3 separate regions of the Mus musculus genome follow, and all the other regions are linked to region 3. The links are chromatin loops, found by intact Hi-C in ENCODE. Cell type or tissue: heart. All regions are shown on one strand. Links, peaks and the distances in the headings refer to the core of each region. The heading gives the core; the rest is flanking DNA. Region 1 has its middle 19 kb from the start of Gm41436. Region 2 holds the start of Gm41436 (a long non-coding RNA gene). Region 3 holds the start of Cldn1 (claudin 1).

Evidence for each region. Peaks named below come from ENCODE experiments on the same cell type or tissue, not always from the same donor. Only the 100,000 strongest peaks of a DNase experiment are listed, where the experiment ranks them.
Region 1: it touches region 3 in a loop (6-fold over the local background); 20 of 42 quality-filtered maps call a loop at or near these places.
Region 2: a loop joins it to region 3, with 3.0 times the contacts of the local background. A loop is called at or near these places in 4 of 42 quality-filtered maps.

What each region holds. Positions count from the first base shown.
Region 1 is chr16:26,227,905-26,238,159 of GRCm38, forward strand. No RefSeq gene overlaps it. Among named protein-coding and RNA genes, the nearest start is that of Gm41436, 19 kb to the right of the region's middle. In heart, for the core only: a CTCF peak has its summit at 6,426 (motif pointing right); no DNase peak of the experiment used is centred there.
Region 2 is chr16:26,248,693-26,258,947 of GRCm38, forward strand. Gm41436 (a long non-coding RNA gene) reads left to right here and starts at 3,226. Exons shown (of 5, transcript XR_875990.1): 1 at 3,226-3,347. In heart, for the core only: a CTCF peak has its summit at 4,323 (motif pointing right); no DNase peak of the experiment used is centred there.
Region 3 is chr16:26,367,591-26,377,845 of GRCm38, forward strand. It overlaps Cldn1 (claudin 1), which reads right to left and starts at 4,249. Exons shown (of 4, transcript NM_016674.4): 1 at 3,814-4,249. The coding sequence starts at 4,036. In heart, for the core only: a CTCF peak has its summit at 4,317 (motif pointing left); a DNase peak (open chromatin) is centred at 4,211; H3K4me3 peaks cover 758 bases; H3K27me3 peaks cover 1,104 bases.

The DNA of each region.
Region 1 (10,255 bases), core at 1,475-9,474, 140 kb before region 3:
GAATCCTGTGTGGGCCCTTGGGGGTGTTGGGCAAGACTCTGCTGGCAAGGTAGCCCGGGGCTCGAGTCGAGCGGAAGGGACTTGTGCCCCAGATCAGGCCCGGGTAGCCTGCTTCCCTATGTACCGCAGTCTCAGGTTCCGCGCGATTGGATTGGGGCAGGCGCTGTGTTCCACTCACCAGAGGTCTTAGGATCCCGTGGGGAGTCCCGTGTGGGCCCTTGCGGGTGTTGGGCAAGACTCTGCTAGCAAGGTAGCCCGGGGCTCGAGTCGAGCGGAAGGGACTTGTCGCTTATTTGTTTTCTTGTCTGGGAGTTTTGAAAGTTTTCTGGCTTCCCATATCGTATGTAATGAATTATGTCTAATCTTTTTTTTCATCTTCTTATCTGATCATGTCATAAGTCTGTGCCCTCCTGTGCTCTTCCAAATGAGACTTTCTTCTTCTGTGTATAACATTCCTTTATATATATATATATATATATTGCAACATTGGCTTAGTTGTTGTGGATTGTATTAATTTGAACTTGTTTAGATTAAAGTAGTCCTTAAATTAGTCATCACTTTCAAAGATAGCTTTGCTAGGTATAGCAGCTTGGCTGGTAGTCATTTACTTTTACAATTGAAACCTATCACTCCAGGCTTCTCTAGAGTTTATGGCTGCTGATGAGAGGCTTCATATTATTCTTGAGTATTTATGTGAGGTCATTTTGATTATTTCCCCATAAATCTTTTGACATTGTTTTATTTGCTTTGTATTTTTCATATTTTGTTGTAAAAAGTTTCTAAATTAGTTCTTGTTTGTATGCCTATTTCTGCTCTTGGATTTGAATTTTTCTGCTATAATTTCAACAAATAAGTTATCTATGGCTTTAGAATTTATCTCAGCTTCTTATTCTACCCCATGGATTCTTAGTTTGTGTCTCAGTATTTTTTCTTATTGTTTCCTCTCTTTTTGACTATTTTCTGTTTGGACATCCATCTGGGTTTCCATTTCCTTGTAGAATTCTCAGTCTTGGTTTTGAGTTTTTACACTGCTGACGCTTTTTAAACTTTTCTAACTTTCCTGGATAGACTTCCTTACTTCTTCTCTTTGTTTATGTCCCTTTGTGTTCACTGATCTATTTAGAATAGGACTGAATTGTTTTCCCTAGCATTTAAGTTCTCTCATACCTTTGGTGTCTTCTAAGCTTTTTTGAGGTATTGTATGGCTTTCCTAATATTTTTTTTTCTTTTTTGGGTTTTGTACATCTGTGTGAATGGATGTTTTCTACAACTTCTATTTTTCTCCTTTTATATATTTTGTCTATTTGATTTCACTTTAACTCATGTTCCCTACCTACCACTACTTAAAAGGAAGGCCAATTGCAGTAATGATCAGAATGAGTTGACTGTAGAATCAGAACTGATTTACATAAAGCATTTGTTTACTTTACTTGTGTTCCTAGTATGGTTTAGGGATAGTTCACTAGGGAAATAACTGGGGAGGGGGCATGAAGTCTGTAGGTTTTTAGAAGTTAAGGTACTACTAATAAAGTCATAGTATGGAGAGGAAATGAAAAAGGGAAAAGAGGATGAAGTTTGAATCACAAGGAAAAAATGTGTTTTCAGGAGGTGAGAAGTCGTGTAGAAAATACTACAAGATAGGTGCAGAGAAAGGATGTTCAGGGAAACCCATTCAGTCAAGACATAAAAAAAAACAAAACAAAGTACAAAAATAAATACAAATATAAATATTAGTAAACATCCATATTCATAATAATGAAAGATATTATGAACTCAGTCATTTCTCCTAGTTGGAATGAATATACTTTATACCTCCCCAGGCTGTGTTTTATATCAGTCTGATAACTAAAGGGCCACTGGTGGTTTTAGCAATTCAAACAAGTTTCTTGCTAGGAATTCCTCAGCCTGTGACCCTAGCCTACTTTCCAGTTCTCAATAACATTTGCAGGCTTGCTGTGACTAATGGTATGAGTGGGTGTGGAAGGCACACCTCCTCTTAGTTACCTCCATCACTTGATGTTCCCATCACACTGAGAACCTGCTCAGCTTTCAGCAGCACAATTCTTCCATTCTAGTGTGGCTCTCCTGTGGGTGGTGCCCACTCTGGCTGTTCACTCAGGACATGAATACTCTCCACCCTAGTCTTCTCTGCTGGACATCTGCCTCTGTCTCCTTAACCTGTTCTGTTCCTGCCATTGCTCCTCCCACAGTACATCCAGCTCCTACTCAAGTCTCAGACTGACTCATATATTTCCAGTTCCTTGTTACCTAAGAGAGGAAATAGCTACCTCTACTGACCAGCATAATACAGCTGGGCACTGATGATGTCCTCTGGATGTTTCTTTGTAGATACAGCTTGACCTCAGCCTATTTCTTTTCTTCTTTTCTTTTCATTTTTTCTCTCTCTTTTAATCAGATCTTTTTGTCCGTAGTGGGAATAGAGTGTATTGTTTCTTATGTTGCTTCTGTTTTTCAACAGGTCACATAGAGTGGAATCGAATTCACCATCTTACTTGGAAACATTTTGAATAAGCAGATGACTTAAAAAACCAAACCAAACCAAACCAAACCAAACCAGACCAGACCAGACCAGACCAGACCAAGCCAAGCCAAACCAAACCAAACCAAACCAAACCAAACCAAAACCAAACCAAGCCAAGCCAAACCAAACCAAACCAAACCAAACCAAACCAAACCAAACCAACCAACCAAACAAACAAAATACCAGGACACAGCTGACTCCACTGCTGGCAGGTGTGGCTGCAGGAGTAGCTAGATAAACTTGGAAGAATGGGTGGTTTGTCATCTCCTGTGCTGCCCCTTGCCCATTCTTCACTTTTGCAATGGGGCCATCTAGTAGACTGGCTTCCTGGCACTCACTGGAAGAAGCAGGTTGCTTGTGCTCAGGATGAATACCTCCACCTTCATGATTTCTGGAGGACCTTAACATGAGAAACCTCAAAAGACTCTGCTGTTTCCCATAGATCTATCTATACATGTCCCTTTTTATCTAATTTTTCTTTAACTCAGATATTCTAAACTTGTTCTTTTACATCAGTTAAATCTACATTTATCCCACCAACCAGGGTCTATGTAGATATTTATTTTAAGCCGTTTGTCTTTTATACACAGAGAATAAGCATCTGTGCAGCTCATAATTTTGTCCCCACCATCGAGTCTGTGTGCCACAGTCCTTGCATCGTATATGTGTTCATAATATTTCCTCTATGATATCCAGGTAGAAGAGCTGGATCTTAACTTATGATGGGTTGTAGCAAAAAAGATATAGAAACATTTCTTAGAAACAAAGTACACTGTACAATGCCAGCTCTTCACTCCCATGACTGTGTGGTTGACTGGGAGGTGTGTGTTGCTGCCTCTTCTCAGCCTCTCAAGACAGTCGCATAGACTGTACAGCTTGCCTAAGGAAAAGAAACCATCAAAATGTAAAGTGCAACTCCTACTGAATATGGATCACTTTAAAATAAGAATACATTAAGTTAAACCATAAGTTAGAGGCTTAAAAATCAGAAACCATCTGTGCCTACAAATTACTAAGTTGAAATCAAAGGTAGTAGCTCTGATGTCCCCAAACTCATTGCTTTGTTTTCCTGTGACAGTGGGGAGTGTCCCCATCAACATAGTTTCCAAGACTAAGCTCTTTTCCTCCTTCCAGTCTTCTGGCTAGCAGTCAAGTTGGTCTTCAAGTCTTGGTCTTCAAGTCTATTTGCCTCCGTGTCTGCCATCATCTTCTTACTCCAAACTGTCTTTTGCCTATTAAAAAAATTTTCTAACTAGCTTGCTAATTTCAAATTTATTAGAGGTTAAATAAACCAGCCAGTCTTTGAAAATTAAGCTATTCTTGCCATTTCCTCTCTAAATATGTTACCATAAAATAATGTGCTGAATCTGGATTCTCCCTACTGCCCACACCAAAACTACCCACCCCAAGTTAGTTACATGTTCAATAGCCATATATCTGCCTGTGAGGGTGTCAAGCATTTTCTCACTTTGAGTGCATTTGTATACCTGCAATGTCTTCCCATTACTTAGCTTTCTCTCTTCCTTTACCTCTTCCAAGTCTCTAATTACTTTTACATCTTTACCACAACCTCTCCTGGTCCCTTTGGACACATTGGTGTCCTCCCATGGATTTCTATACTATTTCTGCGTGTATTTCAGGCCAAAATCATTGCTTACCATTATTATGTATTGATTATCTTCCCAAACCACACTGTAATGTCAGTAGGTTCTTGCTTAATTTGTTCACTTCTGCACTGTAAATTATTAGATTCTCTGATGTGCAAATAAACAAGCAATAAAGAAACATGGAAAAATCCAAGTTCCATTTAATGAGCACTAGTCCTTGCCAAGCATGTCCTAAATTATTAGTATGCATTAATTCATTTATTTTACATAAGTTACATGAGCAATTCTATTTTATATATTGGAACATAGGATTAAAAAGCTTATATACTTGCCTGTGTTGTGCAGTTTGGAAATAAAAAAAACCTAATAAACGAAAAACAAAGAATATTTTTTAAAGTCCTGATATTTCTGGCCTCAGAATCTATGCTTTTAATTGTCTCCAAGCATGCTCATCAAGTCATTATTTGCAATTATTTCCACTGTCTGTGTTATTGATATTATGGAGGGTCTTTTACCTCACCTAAGGAACGTGTGCTGTCCCCAGGTGTCCCCAAGGATGAGCACTCTCCTGTCATCCAGCTGTACCCTATTGGGTCTAGTGTCAGTCTGGAGACATTTCTTTTGACTTGCAGGGTACCATGAGCTACAACATCGGCAAGTCTGCCTTAGTCATGGAGCTGGGTGGTGAGAATATTAATCACCACCTGCTACTGTGTCCCCTAAGCTGATTTTCAGAAAATTATGTTCATCTAAAACAGTTTATTTTTTATTTACCAAAGTATAGTACCTGGCTAGTTGCACTGTTTTCAAAAGCCACTGTTTCTTCTTGTGGTTTCAATCTCTCTAATACCCATGCAATACAAGCTGCAAACATGTGCCACCTTATCTAGGAAATTGATTTCGTATCCCAATAAAGTCTAGGTCAAAAAAGAGGCATGTGTGGGTTTCTAAATACAAGAAATCTTTTGAGGTAGAAGTATCCTATGTAATAATATGCTGGGCCAAGTGTGGGTTACTATAGCATGGACTGCCACACCCAACTGTGCATGCAAACTGGGTTCACACCACATAGTGCTTGAGTGGTGGAGCAGGCAAGTATCCCAGATCATCAGTTCCTGCTTCACAAGTTTCATATTCTGTGATGAAAACCGAGCTTACATCAAGTACCATGCATATTGTATTTCTTCTCTCCTGGATTTTAATCTGTTCACAGAGTATAGCTTATGTTTCATTGACTGATGCTCATTTCTAGGAACATCTAGCAATTTTAAACTGTGCTTCAACTTTTCAAAATCCCTTTCTTTGTCGGGTTATTTATTCACCTATTAACAAGTTTTCAATAAAATTTGTTCACTCCCAAATAATTATTTGGGTTTTACCATGGTCATTGCTTGAGTATTGTTGGCACAGGTATTTTTTTCCAGAAAATTGGTATGTAAGTTGTAGTTCTTGTTCCATTAAAAATGTGCAAGAACAAAAATAAATGTGTCAATAAGTAGTGTATCGGTCTAGTCTATCTCTATTCTAGATAAGAACTCAGTAATTGTCAAATGTAAATAGTAAGAGGATCATAAAAAGGTTAAAGAGAAATGTTTTAATAGTTATTCCACTAATGTAAAATCAGGGAAACACAACCGGAGAGATGCCACATATGAGCCTACTGTATATTCCTTTCTACCTTTCAGAGCCAGAAGTATGAGGAAGACATTCCAGACATTCTCTCATAGTTAAACGAGAGCTCCTCCCCTCCCCTCTCCTCTCCTCTCCTCTCCTCTCCTCTCCTCTCCTCTCCTCTCCTCTCCTCTCCTCTCCTCTCCTCTCCTCTCCTGTCTCCTGTCCTCTTTTCTCCCTCTCTCCCCATCTTTCTTTCCTCTCCTCACCTGTTTTTGACAGGTCTCCGTGAATAGATAGAAATGCTTATTTAGATGGTTATCTAATAAAAATTCCTCTATACAATCTATAATCTATAGAGATATTATGTTTGTGGTTACTGGTAATGGATTCCAATAAAATTTACTTTTATATGATCTCTAGTCTGTGTTGTCTTAATAAATTAAAAAGTGACCACGTGTTAACAATACAAAGTGCTTTAATGCAGCTAAAACCAACAGAAATGTATAGATTCTCACATCTCAAACTTGGTAGTTCATTCCCACATTCAGAACAGAGTGAGCTAAGTTTGTTTGGAAGAATGTGACTTCCGGGCTTGCCTCAGCCTGCATCTACACTGCTGTGCTCTGAAGTGCTTGTCACTGCGAATCATAAAGTTTCTGCCAGCAGGTGGAGCCATGGGAACACAATTAGAAGCATACATTGTGTTCCTTCTTCAACCTTAAACCCAGAACAATATATTCCCACTCTCCCTTGCTCCTCCCTCTCTCCTTCTTCCCTCCTTCTGTCTCTCCCACCCTTTCTTCACCTTCCTTCCTTCCTTCCTTCCTTCCTTCCTTCCTTCCTTCCTTCCTTCCTTCCTTCCACCCTCCCTCTCTCTCTCTCTCTCTCTCTCTCTCTCTCTCTGTCTGTTTCTTTCTTCTCTTCCTTCCGTTTCTTCTTTCTTCCTTTTATCCTCCCCCTCTTGTTCCATTTGAACATCTTTCTTCCTTTCCTCTTTGTTTCCTTCTCCATTTGTGGCATTGTTCTCTCTTTATTAAAAGGGAAACTTGTAGAAACATACTATTTTTTAAACATCAAGTTGCCAAAATGAGATTCTTATATTAACCTAACAGTATCTTGGGTGCTGTAGTCTGTTCTGCCTAGGTTCCTAGCAGCAAAACTTTAGGGATTTCAGAAACAAAACAAATCAACAACAACAAAAACCCAGAAAGTTTCTTTCTCAGCTTAGGAGCTCTATGTAGAACAAGTCCCCAGAGGAATTTTCTTTCTTTTGTTCTACAAAACAAGTCTGTTGCTTCCTACCCATGGAAAGAGATAATTAATATGCCAACTATCATAGCTCTGTCCATTTACAAAGATAACTATTTTTCTGTGAAAAGGAAAAATACACAGATTTGGCCCTAGTGTGGTGATTATGATAATGATGGCTCAATAAATATTTCTTAACTATCTTCAAGTTACCAGCAACCATGGTTAAAATGTTATCTCTGATAACTTTTCATTCTTGCGGTTTCTAAAAGGCCTGCAGCATTATAGAAAGCTGAAACTACCAGAGTGGATGGGGAAAACAAACAGCAAAACAAAGCAAAATGAGGAGGGAAGGCAAGAGGGAGAAGCAAAGAAAAGGCAAGGAAATTGGTACCTATAAGGTGAGAGTATAACAGAAATAAACCCCACAGTAAGTCTAAGAGGGGAAGTTAGAATATGCTCTTACCACAGTTTCTACCTACAAGTTATTGGCCAAGCATATCCTAGGGGCAACTGAAATGCCACAGGTTACCACAGTTGCTGTTGGTTATTCACCACAAATAGATTGCAAGAGTTATTCTGTTTCTGTAGACACTACACACTCTGATGCAGGACACACAGAAGTCAATAGTGAGTTGACTGGGAAACTCTTGCTTCTGAAAGATGCTACTCAGGCTACTGAGAGGGAAAAGACATCAATGGTATTATCCTGTACTAGATGCTGCATGTGACAATTACTGACCTGCCAGGCAAGATGTGTTCACTGTTGTGGTAGAATCAAGACTGTGAGCATTACCAACACTATCTGAGTTGGATTTAAGAACTGTTCCACACTAAATAATGCATGTCTCAAACTGGAAACATGGTCCAAACCTATGGCTAGTCATAGGCTCTAGGGGAGAACATATTGATACCATTTTTCTAAATGAATACATTGTAGAGATGCCTGCTAAGTGATTATGTTTATGTCCATGTATTTGTGAGTTCCTGACTTAGGCCAGAAATCTTGCTATAGTGAGTAATGTTTCATACAGAACATTACTGGGCATTCTCTTAATAATAAGTGATTCTGAGTGTTCAGTCTTAGATGTGTCATCTACATCAATTCCCTATCAGACAAGGCCCAGTGAAGAATGTAGGAGCCAGAGGATGGGAGAGGAGTGCTGTGAAATGCTGTTGTCTGGATATGATATTTCCTTTGCATACATGATCACAGAGCATCTGTGGTTACCTACACAAAGCCTGCATAATATTAATCTGGTTATAAATTCCAACATGTAGTGAGAAGAGAATCCTAAGTCACCAGCCAGCTGAGGAGCCATTGGAAATTGGTTGTGGCTAACAGTCACTTTTCATTAGCCACTTGTAGGTTCCTTATGATCAAATGGCTGACCCCACAGAAGTGTGCACATAAGCAACAGTAACTAAACTCAATTGGTTAGAATAAGTAAATAAAGGAGGACATTAAGTTGGGAGGCAGATGTGACAGAGAATCCTGGGGGAATTGGATGGAAAGTAAGAAGTAAATGTGTTCAATATACATTTTATATATAAAATTTTTTTCAAGGAACTGATCTTTTATCAAAGAAACTGGCCTTTTTTATTTCAGCCATTGCAGAGAAGACAGAACCTTTCAGATCCTTAAGAATAAGAAAGAAATATTTCTGAATTGACATTCTGACAGCTCATATGGCAAAACATATTGTATGTGATTGTGTGCCAAATTATTACTGAAACAAAAGCATTTTTTTTCTGTTTTTGAAGAACTTTAAAATAAAGATGGAACAAAGCTCATTTGAATGACATGAGAGCCCCATAGACAGTCACTGGAAATGTAAGTCACACACATTAGTTCACAAGTGAGGTTGCCCTGGAATGGACTCAACCCACAGGACTCCATTGCCAGTCTTTGCAGAAGAAAGGGAGTTAGTGACATACAGGATCAACATGAAAGGATGACAGTAGGAAGGATGACAGTTTGTGCAGAAAACCTTGTGACTTTTTAGCTACTCCGCCATGCCAAGGAATGGGATTGTATAGATAGATCTGTAGGCTTAAGTTTTTCAAAACCTACTTTAGTAAGGCTTCTTAAATGCTTTAACTTCCTTTCTAAGGAACCATCTACCAAAGGTAGTGGAAAGGAAAAGTTAATAGGGCAAAGGGAGATGTGGAACTGTTTAGAAATCATATTTTGGAGGGTAATTCCAAGTTTTGTTGTCAGAATATCAGCAGTTCAATTCACATGAATCAGCAGCAGTAGCTTGATCCACTCACAATAACCATTCATGAATAACCATTCATGAATAACCATTCATGAATAAACCACAGCAGTTCATTCCAGAAGAAAACTTGAGGCTGTGACAATTGACCAGAGTCTAAGGAAGTGGAGAGAAACTACCACAATAGCATGAGAAGTTCTTTGGCGCACTTCTCTCTACAAAGTAATGACTAACGATGATCAGCAAAAAGGGCAAGGCAAACCAATGCCACAGGATCATCAGGGAACAAGTGTCAACAATGCCCAACAAAGACCACCAAACAAAGAGTGCCAAGGTGAACAAATGCCAGAGCATCATCCACTGTCTGTTGAGTTACACTTAGACCCTTCTCAAACATCATGTGTCTGCTCTAGCAAAACATGACATGCCCCTTTTTCCAGGAAGCTTCCAGAAAAACACCACATGTCTGTTCTCAGCAAAACATCCTCTCACTTGTCTTCTTCAGCAAAACATCCTCTCAGGTGCCTGCTTCAGCAAAGCAAACATCCTCTCATAAGAAAGTTTCTAGAAAAATACCATATGACACAACTGAGTCTCCAAAGAAACCAGAAATTTCCACCTCATAGATCTGTTTTGTCAATTTTGGGGAAGGCCATTTTTAGCTTTACAGAAACTATTTATTGGGAAAGAATGATATAAAATGTTTTGAAAGTAGTAAAAGAAAGAAGCAAATAGGCTGATTACAGGTCTTCATTTCTCCCTCCTCTCCTCCAAATCTTATCTCCCAGTCTCATCCTCAGCTCTGTAGCAGATTGCCTGCTGTGGCCTCCCCTCCTTCCCTGTACCCATCTCCAGTGTATCACATGGATATTCCCCTCCAACCTTATTTACCCCATCTAATCTTGTTAGTCCATCTCTGAACTCCAGGAGACATTCCTAAGAACCTTCCAGCTAAGCAAGAAGGCCAGCAAAGCAGCTAAACATGAGGTTTTCACCTTCTTTCCTCTCCTGCCAATGCAATTCCC
Region 2 (10,255 bases), core at 766-8,765, 120 kb before region 3:
AATCCTTCATTTCAGTTCTAGTTGAATAATACCAAGCCCTGGGAGTTAAGAGAAGAATCCACAGTGGATTAAAGGCCAGTCTTTGAGCTATGTAAGGAGGTCAAAATCCAAGGGCTGGGCATGTAGCTTAATGGCAGGGAACTTGCCTAGAATGTAAAAGGAGCAGCGTGCCATTTGCAGAGCTATCAAAACAGACTGAATAAGAGGCAAGCAAACACCTCTGATGTTAATTTTTGTAGACTGTGCACATATTTGAGTGACATATGAACAAGGAGTGAGATTGAGCTCATGAGTGGGAGTGCACACAAGCAGCACAAAGTAAGTAAGAAGGAGATGCAAGCAGAAAAGCAGGCCCCCATGTTGGATAATTTTAGCAGTCAAGTTGTCCTCCACTCCCCAGGTGCTCTCATCTCTGAACATTCCAGAAGGAATAGAACATTGTATTCTTGGCTGGAGGTGAAACAAGCAAATGAGTCATCAGGGTTGGAGTATCTTTTCATCTGATTGGAGGGACAGACATCTAAGGGCTGTGTCTCTCCATTTCTCTGGCAGCAGCTGGATCTGTGATGTGCATCACCTCTTACACTCTGTTCCTGGGGCCCTTTATTCATAACTAGGGTTCAGTAAACCTAAGTGAAACTTCTGGAGTGTAAGCACAGCGGATGAGAGAGATGAGAGATCATTGGTCCAGGCTTCAGAACATTTCATCTTGGTGCTGCATCGGTGTGACTTTGAGCAACTCACTTCAAACAGTCAGGTTCTAATGTCACTTATATAACAGGACAAGTAATACTCAGTATGAAGTTTTCTAAAGAATAAATTAGTTTTCATATGTGAATGTGGCCTAGAAATAATAAAAATAGATGTGAAATACTGTGCACATGTATAAAGTAGTAAAATGAAGAGCATATAAATAATATAGGATAACTTCTAAGGCTTGAGTTTTATAAAATACTCCACCACCTCTTATGCTTTTGCAAGCTACTCTGTTTCAAACACTTTTTGTTTCATTACTGTCCTTTAGTTCTTTACACAGAGACAATTGTGTATTTTATGCAAATTCTAAAATAAAGAAATAATTCCCCCCATTCAGCTTTTATGCAAAAACAGCTTTTAAGCAGTTGGCGTAGTTATAAGTGGGGCTCTCTATTCTGGGTGCACATTTGTATTATTACTGAATATGTTAATTAATGTGCAGACTTGGAATTAGAATTATGAAGTGGGGAGCTTACAAGAAATGGAAAACTAGCTAATATATGATACTTTGAACACTAACACAAAACTATTCAAACTGCCCCATAGACCAGTCTCATGAAACGTTTGGAGGACCTAACGGAAATGCAGGGTCCCAGGCCCTACCCCAGATGAACCAAATCAGGACTTACATTTTGACAATTGTCTTTGTTAGCTATATGGATTGTTTGAGACTAGCTGGTGAGTACATAGTTCTATTTGACTCCTACAAAATTTCTGTTCTGTTGCAAAGAGGATTGCTTATCATTTCTCAGCCGCAAAGCCTCTCTCCAGAGAAATTTGAAGATATTAGAAATTAAGTCAGACTGAAATACTGGCTGAGGAATTTGACTTTGGGTTGTCTAATTCCTGTGTGAGAGCCATTTTCTGATCCATCCAGGTCTCTTGTCTATCATTTATGAAGACCTACTTTGGAACTAGACCTGGCAATTCTTTGTAACTTTAAAAGTCAGGGGCAAAGGCATTCTATTCCAACAGCCCTGCCTCCAGACAGAGGGAACTTCTCAGGAGCTGGGGAAACACCACTTCCCTTTGTGGCACATAGAAACTCTGATTCTGTGCCAAGAAGAGCAGGTCGGTTCTCACATCTTTCTTTTCTTTCTTTTTCGTTTTCCTTTTTTATTTATTTTTTTTTTTTTCATACTTGGACAGTTGACGTTTTAAATGACATCAGCCTTCTGGGAATTCATTTCTGGTTGACCCCATCATCAGAATGCTACTATTATAGGTTGCCACTCCTCAAATTGCCCAACCTTGGTGGCTGACTGGCCTTCCCTAAGGTGCCTCAGGTGACCGCATGCATCATCAAGTGAGGGCCTGATTCACTTGCTTACTAGAAGTGGTTGAAAGATGTAGGTAGAAGCTCTCCAGCATTCCTTCCTCAATATTCCCAAGCTCATCACAGAAAAGATGCTTGAGGTAGCAGTAAACAGGCTGTAGGTTAGAATGTGTCCTCATCAATGAGCCTCCTCTATGAGATCCACCGTATATGTATTATCATACATGTAAAATAATTCCTGTAAATTACACATATGCAAAAGTTACATGCATGTAAAGTAATACATGTAAAGTGTATAAATATGTAAAAATATATGTAAAAATATACATATGTGCAAAATACATGCATGTAAAAATTATATAAGTAAAATATGGTGGGATTCAAAAAGCAGGAGTGAAAAGTCCAGGAAATGCTGAAGACAGTGCTTCTGTGATCTGCTGCTTCCTGGCTTTCATTAAGTTCCTGAAGTCCTCAGCTGGAGCTCTAGGTGGAGACACCTGCCCTACAGTCTCTTACCTTTCATCAGGCCCTCTTTTTGTTGCAGCACAGAATACAACATAGCCTAAGCACATAAAGCCAGAAACCTGAGCAAACGTCAGCAAGAAAATATACTTGGAGTTACTCGAAAATGAGAACAAATCAAAAGTGGATGTTCAGGGAGTAAAGGCCAATAGGAAATGGCTTTCTGTTCCCCACAGAGCTTTTCTGTCCACTGATATATCTGGAGCTCCCTCGTAGTGTGTGTTGGACCTCTGCACAATTGCCTTGTCCATCTACTTTTGCCCATACATCCACACGTCTAGAACACTTCCATTCCGGAATAACCTTTAACAGCGTTGCCCTTCTGAGTCCCAGGTGTCATTTCCCATAATTCATTTCTGGACTCTTCCCCAGTATTTATTATGTGTTCTGCCTGCTTTGTCAACTGCATCATCTTTAGCGCCTCTTATTGGGCTTTTATGCATGTAGTTTGAAAGATTATGATTTAGTTGTTTGTATGAGTTTACAAGCTCCCATAATACTAATGATTTGCTTGCCCTGAAACGTGGGTGCAGTAATAACTCGTGGTTGGAACAGAGATCTCCCTCACACATTGGGAAATGTCAGGTCTTGCTCTTGTGTTCAGTGAGTGGGTAAGGCCTGATTATACCCTCGAACACTGTGGTCCTTTGAGGTTGCTCCTGCTGCCCAGGGCTGTAGACAAACTGGTAAGACTTGTTCTCCAGCCTTCGTGAAAACAGCTTCTCATTTCACAAGAAGTCCCATGCATCATCTCTTACCCTAAAACCCAACGCCTTGCTTGACTACAGCAGAGGTAAGTGCATGAGACTTTAGGGCTTTAAAAAAATGTTAAAAAATTAGTATTTGTGCCACATGTGATGTAGAAATGAAACTTAAAAGTATCAGTACTTTTATAAATCCCACTGACTTTCTGCATAATTATATTTATATTCTCATGCTGAGTAGATGAAACGATCTCAAACAACTTTTCTAAAACTAGTAATTATTTCATGACGAAGACAATTTCAAGATGGATGACTCAAAAAGCAGGTAACTAACCTACAAAGATTCTGAGAAGGATTTTAGTGGTGCCAACATGGAGGTCTCACAAAGAAAAAGAAAAGTAAAAAGTAGGTTTTGAAATGATGAAAGTATAATGGCCCTAACAGGAAGAAAAATTTAAGCGCTACAGAGTTGAATGATTCACAAAAGAAAATTTCACACATTAGTCCTGTTCAGAGAGAAGTTCTCTTAATTTGTAACTCCAAGGCTGGGTGTGAAAGTACTCTTGAGAACTCAGGAGGCAGATACAGGAGGATCACTGTGAGTTTGTGGTCCGCTAGGTTATACACGAAGCATGATCTTAAATACAAAAATGTAAAATCACCAAACAAAAGCATACCAAAATCCAAGACAGCAAAGACATTACTTATGTGTTTCTCTGCAGATATGTTACCAAGAATGAATGTTTTGGGTTTCTGGGGGCTTCGTGGGTTTTTTTTTTTTTTAATATTAACAAATATTTGAAGGGCAGCCATACTTAAAAAAAAAAAGAAGGAAAAAGAAAAATTAGACTTGATCTATTTGTGTCCAGATGGCACATTAGTTTCTTTAGTAACTGGATAAGCTTGAAAGACAGAAAACACAAACTGATAGATTATTTTAACAATTGATTGTCAGGTACGGATATAGGCTATCATGAGAGTTGGGGGGGAAGGGGGGGCCATTCCATCTACAGAAGCTTAAAACTATTTTTGACCACATGGGGGAGTCAAGTGTAGGCAGAAGTGTTTCTGATTCTCAGTCTCTGCCCTTGGTCAATGATCTTGGGCAGTCTTCAGTTTCCTTTGCCTTCCTCTTTCTCCAGTGCTTCATCTCTGGAGCCAGTGAGGTGTGGAGGGTTGAATGGTTGTGCATGCGTAGAAGACAGGGCAGTACCTGAGCAAGGTCAAACTATATGTCCCTCCTTTTGTTACCTCCCAAAGTCAGTGTAGTTCAGTAATTCATTCGTAAACTCGCACAGATGTCCAAAACACAGAATGACAAAAACATAATTCAGAAACAGGACTCTTTGTTCACAACAATTTACACTTGCTGTTTTAGTTAATATATTATTCTATCAATGCACTGTGAGATTAACATCATACTTTAATAAAGTAAATTGTCACCAACTACAAGGTATATATCTAGGATTAATGATAGAAGAGAACATGATTTCACATCTATTTAAACTCATTTATGTTTTAATAATAAGACATAAAGTTTTTAACAATAAATAATTTTTTTAATAATAAGAAAAAAGAAATAAATTACAAACCTTTTCTTAATCATGACGATTGCCATTCACAGAATTTTAGTTGGCTTCAAGTCTCTGAATATGTCTTATTACTCTTTATGGCCATAACAACAGTGTGTGTATAATAAAATAAGAGAAACAATGTGAATGATTTGGTAAAGAAAGACTGAACCTCTTCATGCAAATCATAAGATAAACATTTTACAGAAATTACTATAGTAAATATATGTGATTTAATATATATGTATTCTTTATGACTAGAAATCTCTTGTTTATCTTTTATAAATTCTTATATTTCATACATGCAGGAATCAACCATGTTGTTCATCAACAAATGAACACATAATAAATATCTAGCATACATATACATATACTATAATATTACTCATCTCTTAAGAGAAGTGAAGTTTAAAATTTCTCAAGAAAATGGATAGAGTTAGAATGTATAATATGAATCATCACACAATCTCAGAAAGAAATGAGCTGCATGTTGTCTCTGTTACGTGGAATCTATCCAACAACATATGTAGAGAAAGCTATATCTGAGTATAGTACAGTTATGAGAAAAAGAAAACCACAAAAGGCTAAATATAAAGGAAGGAGCAGGACTGAATTCAGGCAATGGATATGAGTCATAAAAGATGATATAAAACCAACTGACTTCGTAGAGCTAATTATTCCATGCATTATTCTTAGTTTGGTCATGGATAAGAACATAAGACATATTTAATTTTGAAAGTGTCAAAGCTAATGTGAAACTGTACCACTTCCATTTTGGATGCCAGTTCTACCTGGATACAAGTTCATCAAGTTGTATAGACCCTTGGTCTGACTAATTAGACTATGTTATGCTTTTACTTATTTCCAAGGTTTTTAATAATAAAATGTATACAATAAATAAATGTAATTGGAATGTTTTATTATTTGTTATTATATTTAATTATTTTGGTGGTCAAATTTGTCTCGTATTTGTCTATTAGAATCCTCTTCAGGTTTGTAGCAGGTAGCATGCCTCAGCTTTGTTCCCTCCTTCCTCTTTCTCTGCCTTCATCCCTCACTATGTCATGCCAACTTCATGCAGGCTCATCTACCCCAGTCTCGTATGCATTGCATTGCCCCAGCTTTGGAATCAACAGTAGCTCCTAGGTACCTTCCTTGAGTATTTGTGTTAAGGACTCGTTCTGAGCACCATGATTTCTCCTTGCTTCGGAGTAGGATCCTTTATGGGGCAAAGCTGGCCTGTGAGGGGTTAGTGTAGAGAAAACTTCCCTAAGAAGCAGTTTAACACTCCTTGATGCAAGCCATTTTCACAGAGACAGAATATTCATAACGAAAAATAAACTATTCTAGAGCACACTGTGTGTTAAGCTGCTTGCAAAAATTGATTCTCAAAGTTTTGGTAACACCCCGAATTCTATCTTAAAGGATCTGTGTGCTGTGACTGTGAAGCAACATAGAAATACATCTCTAGCATCAGGAAGCAGACACTTACATGATAGTCGTTGTCATAGTTGAAGAAATTTTTGAGACCAAAGAAAGTTGTCAGGATACCTAGATTAGCAATCTACAGTTTTACACATTGCATATGCAGAGAAAATGTTTAGTGTACTTCATCTCTATCACTGAATAAAAGGAAACATCATAAAGACTGGCTCAGAGTTAATAGCACCTCTGCTCAGTCATGGAAGAAAGACTGCAAAATATACTCATTTTCTGTAGGCTCAGTATTTAATTTTCTTTCTAAACACAATGGCTCCTTACTCTTATTACCTCAGAAGCCAAGATGCATTCCACTCATCTGGCAATATTTGCTGAAAACACTGGAAAGAAATTTATACATCAATTGTTCTAAAGGAGAATTACTATTCTTTCAGCTGATTGCTTTTTAAATCTTATTAGATCTTGTAAAAAAGGGAAAGTGTCTTTCTGTTTGTATTAATGGCTCTTGTTTGAAGTGGCTGTCTGATAAGAAAAATATGTATAGAACCCAAATAATGGAGATATCTCATGTATACATGGGAGATACCCAATGAAATAAGTAAATTATATGGCTTAGCTCCAGTCTCCAGTTTCATAAAGAATGAACAGTTAAAAGAGAAGCATCCAGGAAAAGTAAAGAGAAATGCGTTGCTTATATTTATTTGTTGTAGACTTGTGGTGATCAGAGGACAACTTGGAGAAGTCAGTTCTCTTTCTCCACCATTTGAGTCTATGTGATATACCTAAGATGTTCATGTTTGACACCACCTGCCTCCACTGGAATAGACATCTCACTGGCCCTCAAAAGATGCTTCTTGTAGACTGGGCATAGTGTCTTTTTCACTGACAACCATGACTTGGAGCCATCTTCTCTTCCTGGAGAATGGAGCACTGATAAAGGAAGATGCATATTCAACCAATCTGTTAAATCCACTGCAGTTTTCAAAGTTATTATGTAACTAAATTCTTTTAAAATAATCAACTATAAATATTCCTTATGCCAAGGAAACTTATTTTGAGGTAAAGTATTCTATTGCCCCATTTTTACATTTTGGGGTGGCATATTTTTGATCATCTATAGCCATTTTTGCTTCAATCATAATTCAAACATAAGCTAAAAATCTTGTGTTATGATTTTAACATATATTTATGCTTTCAAATCAACCATAAGTTGCCATAGACTGAAAAACATATTATTATATTCTGTACACTAAAAAAAGAAAAATGGAGAGGGAGAGAGAGAATCTTAGAGTTGATCATTATGACATTATTATCACAAAAGCATTTCCTAAAGTCCCTTGGTAATTGTGTGAGAATTGGTTAAACCAAGAGTGGATAGGATGATCCACACATCCTATTAACTGGTCTTATTTGGAAATGTGTTACAATGAAGGAATCAACTAGAATATGACTATTCTTTAAGAATAGTGAAGTCTTCCTTTATGACATCTTTAATGATATTGGAATGTTCAGTTAATAAATGACATATAGTCCTAGTAAGGTTACCACTGGTCAATGTACCCATTAACTTTTTTTTTTCCATTTTTTATTAGGTATTTAACTCATTTACATTTCCAATGCTATACCAAAAGTCCCCCATATCCACCCACCCCCACTCCCCTGCCCACCCACTCCCCCTTTTTGGCTCTGGTATTCCCCTGTACTGGGGCATATAAAGTTTGCAAGTCCAATGGGCCTCTCTTTCCAGTGATGGCCGACTAGGCCATCTTTTGATATATATGCAGCTAGAGTCAAGAGCTCCGGGGTACTGGTTAGCTCATAATGTTGTTCCACCTATAGGGTTGCAGATCCCTTTAGCTCCTTGGCTACTTTCTCTAGCTCCTCCATTGGGAGCCCTATGATCCATCCATTAGCTGATTGTGAGCATCCACTTCTGTGTTTGCTGGGCCCCGGCATAGTCTCACAAGAGACAGCTACATCTGCGTCCTTTCAATAAAATCTTGCTAGTGTATGCAATGGTGTCAGCGTTTGTATGCTGATTATGGGGTGGATCCCTGGCTATGGCAGTCTCTACATGGTCCATCCTTTCATCTCAGCTCCAAACTCCGTCTCTGTAACTCCTTCCATGGGTGTTTTGTTCCCAAATCTAAGGAGGGGCATAGTGTCCACACTTCAGTCTTCATTCTCCTTGAGTTTCATGTGTTTAGCAAATTATATCTTATATCTTGGGTATCCTAGGTTTGGGGCTAATATCCACTTATCAGTGAATACATATTGTGTGAGTTTCTTTGTGAATGTGTTACCTCACTCAGGATGATGCCCTCCAGGTCCATCCATTTGGCTAGGAATTTCATAAATTCATTCTCTTTAATAGCTGAGTAGTACTCCATTGTGTAGATGTACCACATTTTCTGTATCCATTCCTCTGTTGAGGGGCATCTAGGTTCTTTCCAGCTTCTGGCTATTATAAATAAGGCTGCTATGAACATAGTGGAGCATGTGTCCTTCTTACCTGTTGGGGCATCTTCTGGATATATGCCCAGGAGAGGTATTGCTGGATCCTCCGGTAGTACTATGTCCAGTTTTCTGAGGAACCGCCAGACTGATTTCCAGAGTGGTTGTACAAGCCTGCACTCCCACCAACAATGGAGGAGTGTTCCTCTTTCTCCACATCCTCGCCAGCATCTGCTGTCACCTGAATTTTTGATCTTAGCCATTCTGACTGGTGTGAGGTGGAATCTCAGGGTTGTTTTGATTTGCATTTCCCTGATGATTAAGGATGTTGAACATTTTTTCAAGTGCTTCTCTGCCATTCGGTATTCCTCAGGTGAGAATTCTTTGTTCAGTTCTGAGCCCCATTTTTTAATGGGGTTATTTGATTTTCTGAAGTCCACCTTCTTGAGTTCTTTATATATGTTGGATATTAGTCCCCTATCTGATTTAGGATAGGTAAAGATCCTTTCCCAATCTGTTGGTGGTCTTTTTGTCTTATTGACGGTGTCTTTTGCCTTGCAGAAACTTTGGAGTTTCATTAGGTCCCATTTGTCGATTCTCGATCTTACAGCACAAGCCATTGCTGTTCTGTTCAGGAATTTTTCCCCTGTGCCCATATCTTCAAGGCTTTTCCCCACTTTCTCCTCTATAAGTTTCAGTGTCTCTGGTTTTATGTGAAGTTCCTTGATCCACTTAGATTTGACCTTAGTACAAGGAGATAAGTATGGATCGATTCGCATTCTTCTACACGATAACAACCAGTTGTGCCAGCACCAATTGTTGAAAATGCTGTCTTTCTTCCACTGGATGGTTTTAGCTCCCGTGTCGAAGATCAAGTGACCATAGGTGTGTGGGTTCATTTCTGGATCTTCAATTCTATTCCATTGGTCTACTTGTCTGTCTCTATACCAGTACCATGCAGTTTTTATCACAATTGCTCTGTAGTAAAGCTTTAGGTCTGGCATGGTGATTCCGCCAGAAGTTCTTTTATCCTTGAGAAGACTTTTTGCTATCCTAGGTTTTTTGTTATTCCAGACAAATTTGCAAATTGCTCCTTCCAATTCGTTGAAGAATTGAGTTGGAATTTTGATGGGGATTGCATTGAATCTGTAGATTGCTTTTGGCAAGATAGCCATTTTTACAATGTTGATCCTGCCAATCCATGAGCATGGGAGATCTTTCCATCTTCTGAGATCTTCTTTAATTTCTTTCTTCAGAGATTTGAAGTTTTTATCATACAGATCTTTCACCTCCTTAGTTAGAGTCACGCCAAGATATTTTATATTATTTGTGACTATTGAGAAGGGTGTTGTTTCCCTAATTTCTTTCTCAGCCTGTTTATTCTTTGTATAGAGAAAGGCCATTGACTTGTTTGAGTTTATTTTATATCCAGCTACTTCACCGAAGCTGTTTATCAGGTTTAGGAGTTCTCTGGTAGAATTTTTAGGGTCACTTATATATACTATCATATCATCTGCAAAAAGTGATATTTT
Region 3 (10,255 bases), core at 1,184-9,183:
CAGTTCTTCTTTATTATAATATGTGCTAAAAGGTCTCGGGGACAAAATAAGTGCCCGTTGTGTGGCCACAGCAGAAATGCCCTTTCTCTTCCACAGCTAGATGAGCTTGTTCAGACTGTTAGAGAGCACCGCTGTGCCATTTCCAATGATTAAGGCGATCTCTTTAGCCGGTGTGCAAAGTTTCACGGGTGCCTTCATTGTTGCATTTCTATTTTACAGGTGCTGGAGCTGGTGGGCTAAGTGTGACTCGGTGTCTATGGGTCTGTCAGCAGTCCACGATGTCTTGGAGGATGAGGGATCACCATTACTCAGGGTATCCTGAGATGTTTTGCTATCTCTTTTAAAAAACATACTATTCATTTTTATGTTGCTTCATTATTAAATGTATATTACCGTTTCTGTGACACTATTTTTTTATTAAACTCTAACTACATCTTTTCTCCACTTCCCTTTCCTCCCCTTAAACTCTCCCACTCATTCTCTACCTCAAATAACCTTTTCTGTGACGATCATCACTGTAACCTAGAAAACCTGTATTATGCCACTTAACTTCTTTCCTTCAGTCACTGAAGTTGGCGACAACCAAAGTTGTCACAAGCCTTACCAATGACCTTTGCTGCATTCCAACAAGTAAGAATAGGGCCAAGCTCAGGTTTGCTAAATAGGCCAGTGGACCTTTGATCCATCCCTCTACTCCTCCTACTCTGCCCTACGTTACAAATTGTGAATCCCATGGAGAGCAAGTAGCTCTCCCTGGACAGGACAAACTGGGACAAGAACTCCACACGTTTTCATTTCAGACTTTGGCTCTTGTTTAACTTTTGTTCCACTCTGCACACCCATGGCGTTTCTGGATGTTGTCTATTTAGCAGCAGAAAGGAGTCTGGAGAAGCCTGAGTGGTTACCCACCTCTCCGCCTGTGCTGCACAGATACCCCGTCAGGGATTTTGCTCCCCCGCTGAGCTTGACATCATGGCAAGAGTGCTGGGAAACCTCACAACCACCAATACTCATTAAGCACACCTACACACATGTGAATTCATGCAGAGCAAGTTCAACAGGCTGGGGTAGCTTATACACAAATTACAGCAGTTCAGGGCTAGATGAGACTTAAAGAGAGTCTAGCATAACCTCCCATTTGTCTGCTGCTCGAATCTTCACAACTGCAATCCACAAAAATGCTTACATCTCTGCCTTCACACCTCCCAACACGCAGCCTCCTAGGAAAGCCCTGTCTTTGGACCGTGCTGGTTATTAAAGTGAAGCAAGAAGAAGCAATTAGCTAAGTACATGGAACAGGCAGCTGGCTTTCCACAATGCTGGGAATGGAATCAAAACCAAGAGAGATGTGTGAATTAGACAAAGAAATGTCTACCATAACTGTATTTACTCCTGTACTTTGTATGCCCAAATTTCAGCTGCAAGGATCGTCACTCTAAATGATCACAAGCAGGGGCTTGGCAATGTTCTGGGCTATTATGGGCTATAATTCACAGTGTAGCTATTGTTTTTCCAGGAAGTTATTGTTATATTTCTATAAACTGTTCGGCAAAAGCTCTGTACAGTATGGCCTCTTTATGCTATTTCCAGTGGTTCTCGTGGGACGTGATAATACTGCACTCACTGTACATATTGTGTAAAGGTCATGTGCCTTTCACAACTGATACCAGATATGACAGAAGTAGCCCTTGAGGTCTGGTTACAAAACACTGAAACTCTTCTATCTTATACTTTGGTGAAGTGGGCTCTGGGGCAAAGTTCACGAGTACAATATTAGGAAACCCATAGCTGTGCCTCTTACCTCAAAGCATCTTGTGAGAGGTAAACTTCATGAGACACACACACATACACACACAGATAAGCCTTTTCATCTCTAGGCGTCATGGTACTATACCAAAACCAGCCAGTGAATCACCAACCAGATCTCTACATCAGGTAGGCGTGAACACCATGGCTCAGGTGGAGAAACAGAGACAAGTTTTCTGGGCCTGGTCCAAAGGCACCTACTGAATCACTGCTCAGCTGGGAGAGAAGTGTGAGTCAAGGCTCACGCTTCTGGGAATTGGTTTGTGGAGAGGCTGCTGGGCTCCATCTTGAATAAACTGTAGCTTTAACCAGAACAGAAGATGGAAGCTGTTTTCCGCTAAAACAAATCAACAAACAAGCCACTTCTAAACACTCCTTGTGATGGAAGGATAGTCAATGTGTTTATCACCGTTTTAGGAAATATAATAAGTATATTTAAAAGGAATAAATTACAATCAACCATTTAATGAATTATTCTGGGTAGGAGCGATCTGAATATTTGCTGCATGGACCATCATTCTATCCAGGCATTTGGGAAACTTAGACCTGATAAAATAAAGAATTTGGATTAGAGGAATAAAATTGATAGGAAGCCCTCTCTGGACTTGCTGTAGCAGATCTCACCTGCCAGGTCTACAATATGGTTCTGAAAATGCCTGGCACCATTTTCTTTCCACTGGACTAGTTCCCAATCGTCAACAGTCTGAGTGTATCCGGGGAGGGTAATAAATAGGACATGCTTTCCAAATGTATAGATTACTTTTAATAGAGGAGTCCAGATGTGGAGACAAAACCATGCCAGCTGAGTACATTCTACAGGTTCTCACAGTGTCAAGCTGATTTGTGGCAGGTCTCATAACTGTAAAGTGAAGTGCTTTTGTTGGGAAGGAGGAAGAGCTCCACTCTCATAGGTCAGGGACAATGCCAGCACTGTTCACAGCAGCATTCCCAGGGGACTGTGGAGTAGCTTTGTTTAGGCAAAGGCTAAGGGAACTCTTCCTCCTGTGAGGTAAAGGGCAGGACAACCAATGTGATTTCTCCAGGAAGAGAACATGCCCTGTAGGAATTGAATGGCTTTCTGACAAAGCCCTGAAAAAAGTTTTAGCTAAAAGTGAAGGCGAATACATCTTATCACCCGTCTCCCCAGAATCAGTAGAGATACTCCTGTCTATGCATGCCTTTCTCACTTTACATATAGGACCAATGCATCAATACATAGAGATTCCATTGCGGAAGGAAAAACATGGGAATAGCCTTTCTTTTTCCTCACAGACTTCTTCCCACATGGTGACCTCAACCAGGCTGCCTCCTTCTGTGCCTTCGCTCTTGCTGCCATGCTGCTGAGTTTATTCAGAAGAGCTCTCTTCAGTGACCCACTCCCCAGATGCCACCAGTCCTTCTTATTCTAAACTTGTACCGCACAAGTTGACTCTCCTGCAAATCCTAGTCCATCCTTTGGGGGCGGGGGGGGGGGGATCTCAAGAGGTTCTTCAAGGTAGAAAACCAAAAGACCCAAAGAGTAAACCTTAGCTGTGCGTTGGAAATGCCATGAGACAACTCAGAAAGTTTCTTATTTGATATTTCAGAATCATCTAGTTAACGCTTGTAAACCTACCCAAAGTGTGCCGTTTTCTTGTTCAAACCCTATTAGAATGAATGTGCAGAAGAGGCCCAAGAACCTAAGTTCCACAGTGGTCTTCATTCTCCCAATCTCCACCCACCTTGATTAGAATTTGAGACAAAAAAAAAATCACACCTAAAAGGGCAGAAGGTGCCAAGTAGAGAGTTAGAGGCAAATCTAGGGCTTTAACCTAGGGCTTGGGTTCTTTCTGCTTTATCAGGACAGAGCACATGCTGAAAAGCCTTGACCAATTTCGAGGGTAGCCTCTGGGCTGAATGAAGCTACTACAGAGGACAAGGGCTCCAAGGCTGGGGAGTGGGGGTAGAGAGGGTGGGGGAGAGTCCAAGGATAGGGAGTGGGGAGTTGGAGGATGAGGGTGCACTCACTGTTCAGATTCAGCAAGGAGTCGAAGACTTTGCACTGTATCTGCCCGGTGCTTTGCGAAACGCAGGACATCCACAGTCCCTCGTAGATGGCCTGAGCGGTCACGATGTTGTCCCCAGCATAGGAGTAAATCTTCCACTGGGGCAGGGCAGTGCTGACGATGGAGCCGATCCATCCCAGAGAAGCCAGGATGAAACCCAGCAGCTGCAGCCCCGCGTTGGCCATGGCTCTTTCCGAGGCTCCCGCGGGCTCAGTGGCAGATGCAGAAAGTGGAGTTTGCAAGGTGCGCACCTGAGCTCCCGAAGGTGATGGGGTCTCTGCAAACAAGTTAGTGCCTATACCCTTGCTCTCTGTGCAGCTGCGGGGCGAGGCTCCTGGCTTCTGGTCCGGGTAGGCGGTGGTGGAGTCTGGAAGTGAGAAGTGGCAGAGTTCTCTGAGACGCTGAACCGCCCGGCGCTGTGATTTAAAGCAGCTCCGCCCCTCCCGGCATGCAGCGCCCCCTGGTGGTTTCGTGGCCGAATCCCCACAAAGGTCCTCGCAGGCCAGCTCCGTGGTGGATGATGATGCCCCGTGGGCTACCTGGGGACCATCTGAAGAGAATCAGGCATCCCTAACCTCTTCCCTTCGTGTCTCTCCTAGCACTTGATAGGCATTTTCTTCATTTCACTCCGTAATTAACTAATAATAAAAGTTACCTCATCTGTGTAAATGCAAAAACAACACATAAAGATGGAAAAACTGGGGGGAACTAGAAACCTATTTTCATTTTTTAGTATATTCCCAGTATTTTATTCAGGAAATGTGTCTAACTCGATATTTCTATATTCCCTTCACCCTTGGGCACCTCTTGTCTGATAGTTCCTTCTCTTTTAGGGGCCCTCTGCTCCCTTCTGTTCCTTAAGGTCATTCCATTAGATTTCTCCCATTTCTCCCATGGGTCTCAGAGATGTTGAAACTTTATAGATTAGAGAAGAGCTAACCGGAGAGTGCCTCAGGGCAGGTTTCTAGTACACTCTTAGATCTGTGTGCTTTCCACTGCATATATATATATATTGTCTTTTGGGTTTTTATTTTCCTTTTGAAAATGCAGTCCACTATCTGACACACCCAATGCATGCATGCACGGGCACAAACACACAGACACACATATACACACATACACATACACATACACATACACATACACATACACATACACTTTTTCCTTAAAGCAATTTGCTTAGCATAGTAACTCCTTATCTGAGATGCCTGACCAGCAAAGACTTATCAGATGGAATTCAGCAAGTTCCTCCACATTCTCTTCCAGGAGAAAGAGAGACACTTGGATGCATCCTAGTAGAACTTAGTCTCTGGCTTTGGAGCTGGCAGTAATCTCCCCAGGCTTTGACCTAGGCTGCCTCTTGCTGTCCTCTCTGGGTCTGTACAGCTTCCTTGCTTGTTGCTACACAGAAGCCCACATTGTGGTTGAGAATAATTAAAATGTTTTCTCAGCTGTTATTTTGTCTGTGGTGTGAGTACGGTGGAAAGAGAGGCTTCTATGGATTTAGTAAAAACAGGAGAATTGAGGGCAGAAATAAACACATGAGTGAAAACAAGGGATGCTTCCATGCATGCTAAGGAAAGTACAAGCTTGCCACAAGAAAGTTATGTGAAAAACAAAATAGAACGACAAACAAAGCCTTACTGCCCTCACTCCCATGCTCACTGTTCTCAGACCAGCTTTGTCAATGCTTAAGGATAAAGACTCAGATCTGCTGTAGTCAGGGACTTAGGGAGTAGTGATGACAACAGAACTCAGACAGGAGATAGCAAGATTTGAACAAGTATTCATTGTCCTGCTCCTGCTCCCAGCTGTTTTCCAAACATAAAAGATCTCTAAATAAGATCTGTAGGTAGGCCAGGCCCTGGCTGACTTGTGCCCTCACGCCCTCAGCCTGCAGGCAGTACTACTCTGTGAGTTCAGAGGAATATTCCCCTGGTATCTAGTGTCTGTTCAGGCAGATGAAATGTCAATCATGCTTAGAACACAGAATTCCCTCAAGACGTGCACTATGTGAGATCATATGATCGTATCCATTTCTGCTGCAGTTTTTCAGCGCCCCTTTCAAAAAATAAGATTTGAATTCATCTATGTAGTTGTGCCTGAGGACCCATTTCTACGAAGCCGCAGTTGGCAGGGGATTAGAGGCATGGCTTCTGATTTGTTTTGTTTTGTTTTGAATCCAGATCTGTGCAAGGCTGACTATTTTGCTTCCCACAACTGTGTTTGGGCGGCTGCGGTGAGCTTTCCCACTCTGCTGCTCTGTGCTCACCTCGACATCCTAATCCCGTCTAGTTTTCTGTCCCTAGCCTCAGAGGAGCAACAGATGAGATAATAGTTCAGTCTAAATCCATTAATTTGAGAAGAAAAACAACCCACAAACATCAGCTTTTCATATCTAAAGCATAAGTAATAAAGGCAATAACATGAGCCAGAAGGTTCTAGAAAAGGCTGCCAGTGGTGCGGTCAAAGTCCTAGTGCAGTCTAAGAAAGTAAATCTGCCATGTGACTGCATGTAGATTCTTCCCTTTTTCTGCCTCAGTTTTGCAATCAATAAAAGTAGGGATTGACTTCTCAGTCATCACCTGCCTACAGAGGACACTTGTGAGCAGTACAACCTTGTCAGGGGCTAAGCTCAGTCTCTTCAGTGTTCCCATATTTCTATGTGAGGGAATAAGGTAAGAGGTCACTTTGCTTACCTAAGGGTCACATTTGGTAACATACAGTGTTGACACCCCCCATGGCAACTCTGCTCTAGAGTCCTGGTCTTGAACCTGACCTCTATAATATTTCTCTAGAAGCCCCAAGCACACTGAGCACGGGTAGATTTTTTTTCTCTACCTCCTATTTTGTTTGTCTTGGTCCAGGCAGTGAGAGATATACTGCATCATGATAGTCCCTTCCTAGTCTCTGTTGCTCCCCAACGGAGGCTCTTTCTGGAATGTCATGAGTCTCAGCTTGGAGAATTGGTGGTGGTGCTGGTGGGGGAGCGGTGTATAAGCTAACATCAAAGAGTCCTATGGCTACTGCACATACTTACATGATTGATGCTTGGACTCAGTGAGCCTGAGGACCAGCAGAAAACACACATACAGACACACACACACACACACAGAGACACATACCACACACAGACACATATACCACATACACATAGACACACACATAGACAGACAGACAGACAAACACACATACAGACACACACACACACACACAGAGACACATACCACACACAGACACATATACCACATACACATAGACACACTCAGACACAGACACACACATAGACAGACAGACAGACAAACACACACACAGACACACACAGATACAGACAGATACACATACCACATACACTCTGGTGCACACAGACAGACACATACACACACACACACGTAGTCTGGCACACACATGTAGACACACACACACACATAGACAGACACACACTGACAGACGCACACACACATACAGACACACAGAAGCAAGAGACCAATGATGCAGAAGAGAATGTTGACAAAGGAAGGCAAGGGGCACTGTGATGTTCTCTGGTTGCTGAAAGGACAAACGCTTTGGGATGCAAACCTTTAACTTAGGGATGGCCTCTGTTCAGGCTTATGACTCCCTTTAAAATGATTTGGGAAGGAAATACAGAACAGATAGACACACCACCGAACAATCTGCTGTGTCAGGGAGCAGATATTCAAATGTGAAAATATAGCATGAATTCTAGTGTTAGGATATGAAGGTTCCCAATTCTACAAACCATTGTTCCACACCTAAAGATATCTTAAAACATCCTTTGAAACTGCTAATCGCTTTTGAGATGGTAGTGAAGGGTTGTAGCTAAAAAGCATCAGCCGTTTGGGATATTGTTACTTGTGTATATAGAATTACAAGGTTGATCATATGGTATTGAATACCCAACTGGAGCATTCCCGGCAATTCTATGAGATGTAATCTCACACCCAGCAGATACCCCAATCCCCTGGCTCTTACAGTCTTTCTGCCACATCATTTGTGATGTTCCCTGAGTCTTAGGTTCAGAAGTTATTTTGTAGATGAAACAGTTGGGGCTGTCCACCACACAGCAGTTCATCTCTAACTTCTGATCAGCTGTAGTTTTTCAGTAATTGTTATCTTTATACATTAAGGACTAAAAGTGTCTCTGTGTGTGGTGTGTGTTTGTGTGTGTGTGTTTTACAACAATAAAAAAGAGGCTAGAAGTTATGAATTTGAGAGAAAACAAGGGAGAGGAGGTATATGAAAGAGAGCTGGGGAGGAAAGGAACAGTGAGGTAATTATATTTGAATTTCAAAAAATGTTTTTAAAGCACCAACTTTGTGAACCCTGGTACACTTACTTGTAGAGGAACTTGAGAAATTAACATAACACTCTTGTCCTCTTTTAAATGAATCCAAGTCTAAGGTTGAAATGGGTATTGAAAAGGCTAACCCATGTTAATTGCCTAGTGTATGATAAACTAATAGAAAATGGCAGTTCTTATTACTTACAAAGATCAGACTCACTACACTGTCTCTCCCTGTCATTTGCAAATGATCCTCATGGTTGTTCAGAAAAACCCTTTCCTGCCTTGAGTCTGTTAAAATCCCACTTAATGGCACAGTCTTTTTTATGGCAAAGTATGTAGGTCTGAGGCCTGTGGGATGGCTCAGCATAAGGGTGTTTGTTGTCAAGTCTAATGGCCTGAGCTTAACTCCCTAGACCCACAGGATAGAAGAAAACTGCTTCAACCAATTTTCCTCTGATCTCCATGTGCTGACCATGGCACAAATGCACCTACACAAATATACATGTTACACACTAGATAGGTGTGAGATTGATAGATAGCAGATAGATAGATAGATAAATAGATAGATAGATAGATAGATAGATAGATAGATAGATAGAAACATAGGGTTTTGTAATTCTCAGATGCATCTACACAAATTCATATACATCATGCATAGATAGATGATATATAGATAATGGTAGAACACATTAAAACATTGGGTTTGGTGATTTTCAGATACATCTATGTTAATTCACATGCATCACATAGATTGATGATGGATAGGTAGATAGCAGATGATAGCTAGGTGATAGATAGATAAAAGACATTTTGCAGTTCTCTATCAGGAAGATACCAGCCTATATCCAGAAACAGAAAGGGCAAACAGATGGAACTATGGTGTTAAATGAAATTTCTAATCGCCTCTAGGCACTGCATATTTTTTTTCTTTCTGAGTGCCATGTACTTCACATGACTAGGATAAGAATCTGAAGCATTCTTCTTGTGAGCTGGGAAATGTGAATATAATCAGTGAGAACATTAAAAGGGGCACAATAAAATACTTGTGCCCTTCATGATCAAATATCTATACTCTGTACTATCATCCACAACATAAACTTTCCTTTAGGCTTTCCCCTCTACTCCTGACTAGGATATCTCTCATCAACAAGATAGAGAGGAGAAATTTGGGATTCCAGTTGCAGTATCTATTTCAATCACAAACACATAGCTTGAAGCATGTTGGTAGAAGTCTGCAATCTTTGTACCTTACTTTGTTCTTTAATCTCCTGTGATTAAAAGAACATTAAAAAATGTTCTTTTAATCACAGAAGGTGCCAGTAACATCTAATTAATTTGATCATGGAGTCACAGTTATCTCTGGTATGTTATTTCATTCACATCTCATAATGCAAGACCATCTATATTAGTCCATGTACTTCAGAAAATCGAGCCTCTGGGGTGCAGATATGTGGTAGTGGTGATAGAGTGTATTTGTGTATATTGAGGACAGAGAGGGAGGGGGGAGCACAAGACAGGGAGAGAGAGCAACAGAGAGCCAGAGAGAGCAGGGGGTGTGGGGAGTGGGGGGGGTGTGGAGCATCGATCTTGCCGTTCAGAAGAGAATTCTTCTCCTTTGCTGGTTGGATGAACCTCACCACATCAGCAAGAGTGACAAGCCTCACTCAGTCTACTGACTTAAAAGTTAATCATATGTAAACAAACCTTTGACAGCCATATCTAGCTAGGCAAGTAGTCATCAAACAAGACAACATCACAGCCTGACCACTTGAAAACAAAAAAGTTAACCATCACCGTACTTAGTGTGTACGCAACAGCTAAGTTCTAAGAATTCTACTTAGATAAATAAGCCACCAAGTGGGGGAACTGTCATTACCAATATGGAAGCTGTAACCCAGGTAGGTAAAGTACTTTGTGTCAAATAAGCTGTTAAAGGACAGAATTCGCATCTTAACTCAGCTGACCTGGTGAACAACTTATTCTACAACACCTAAGGCAAAAGATTATCCTCCAGTTCCACCATGACGATTCTACAGTTACAAACTGAGTCCCTAAACAATAAAGCAATCTCATCAGAATGGAGAACAGGACTGTTTTA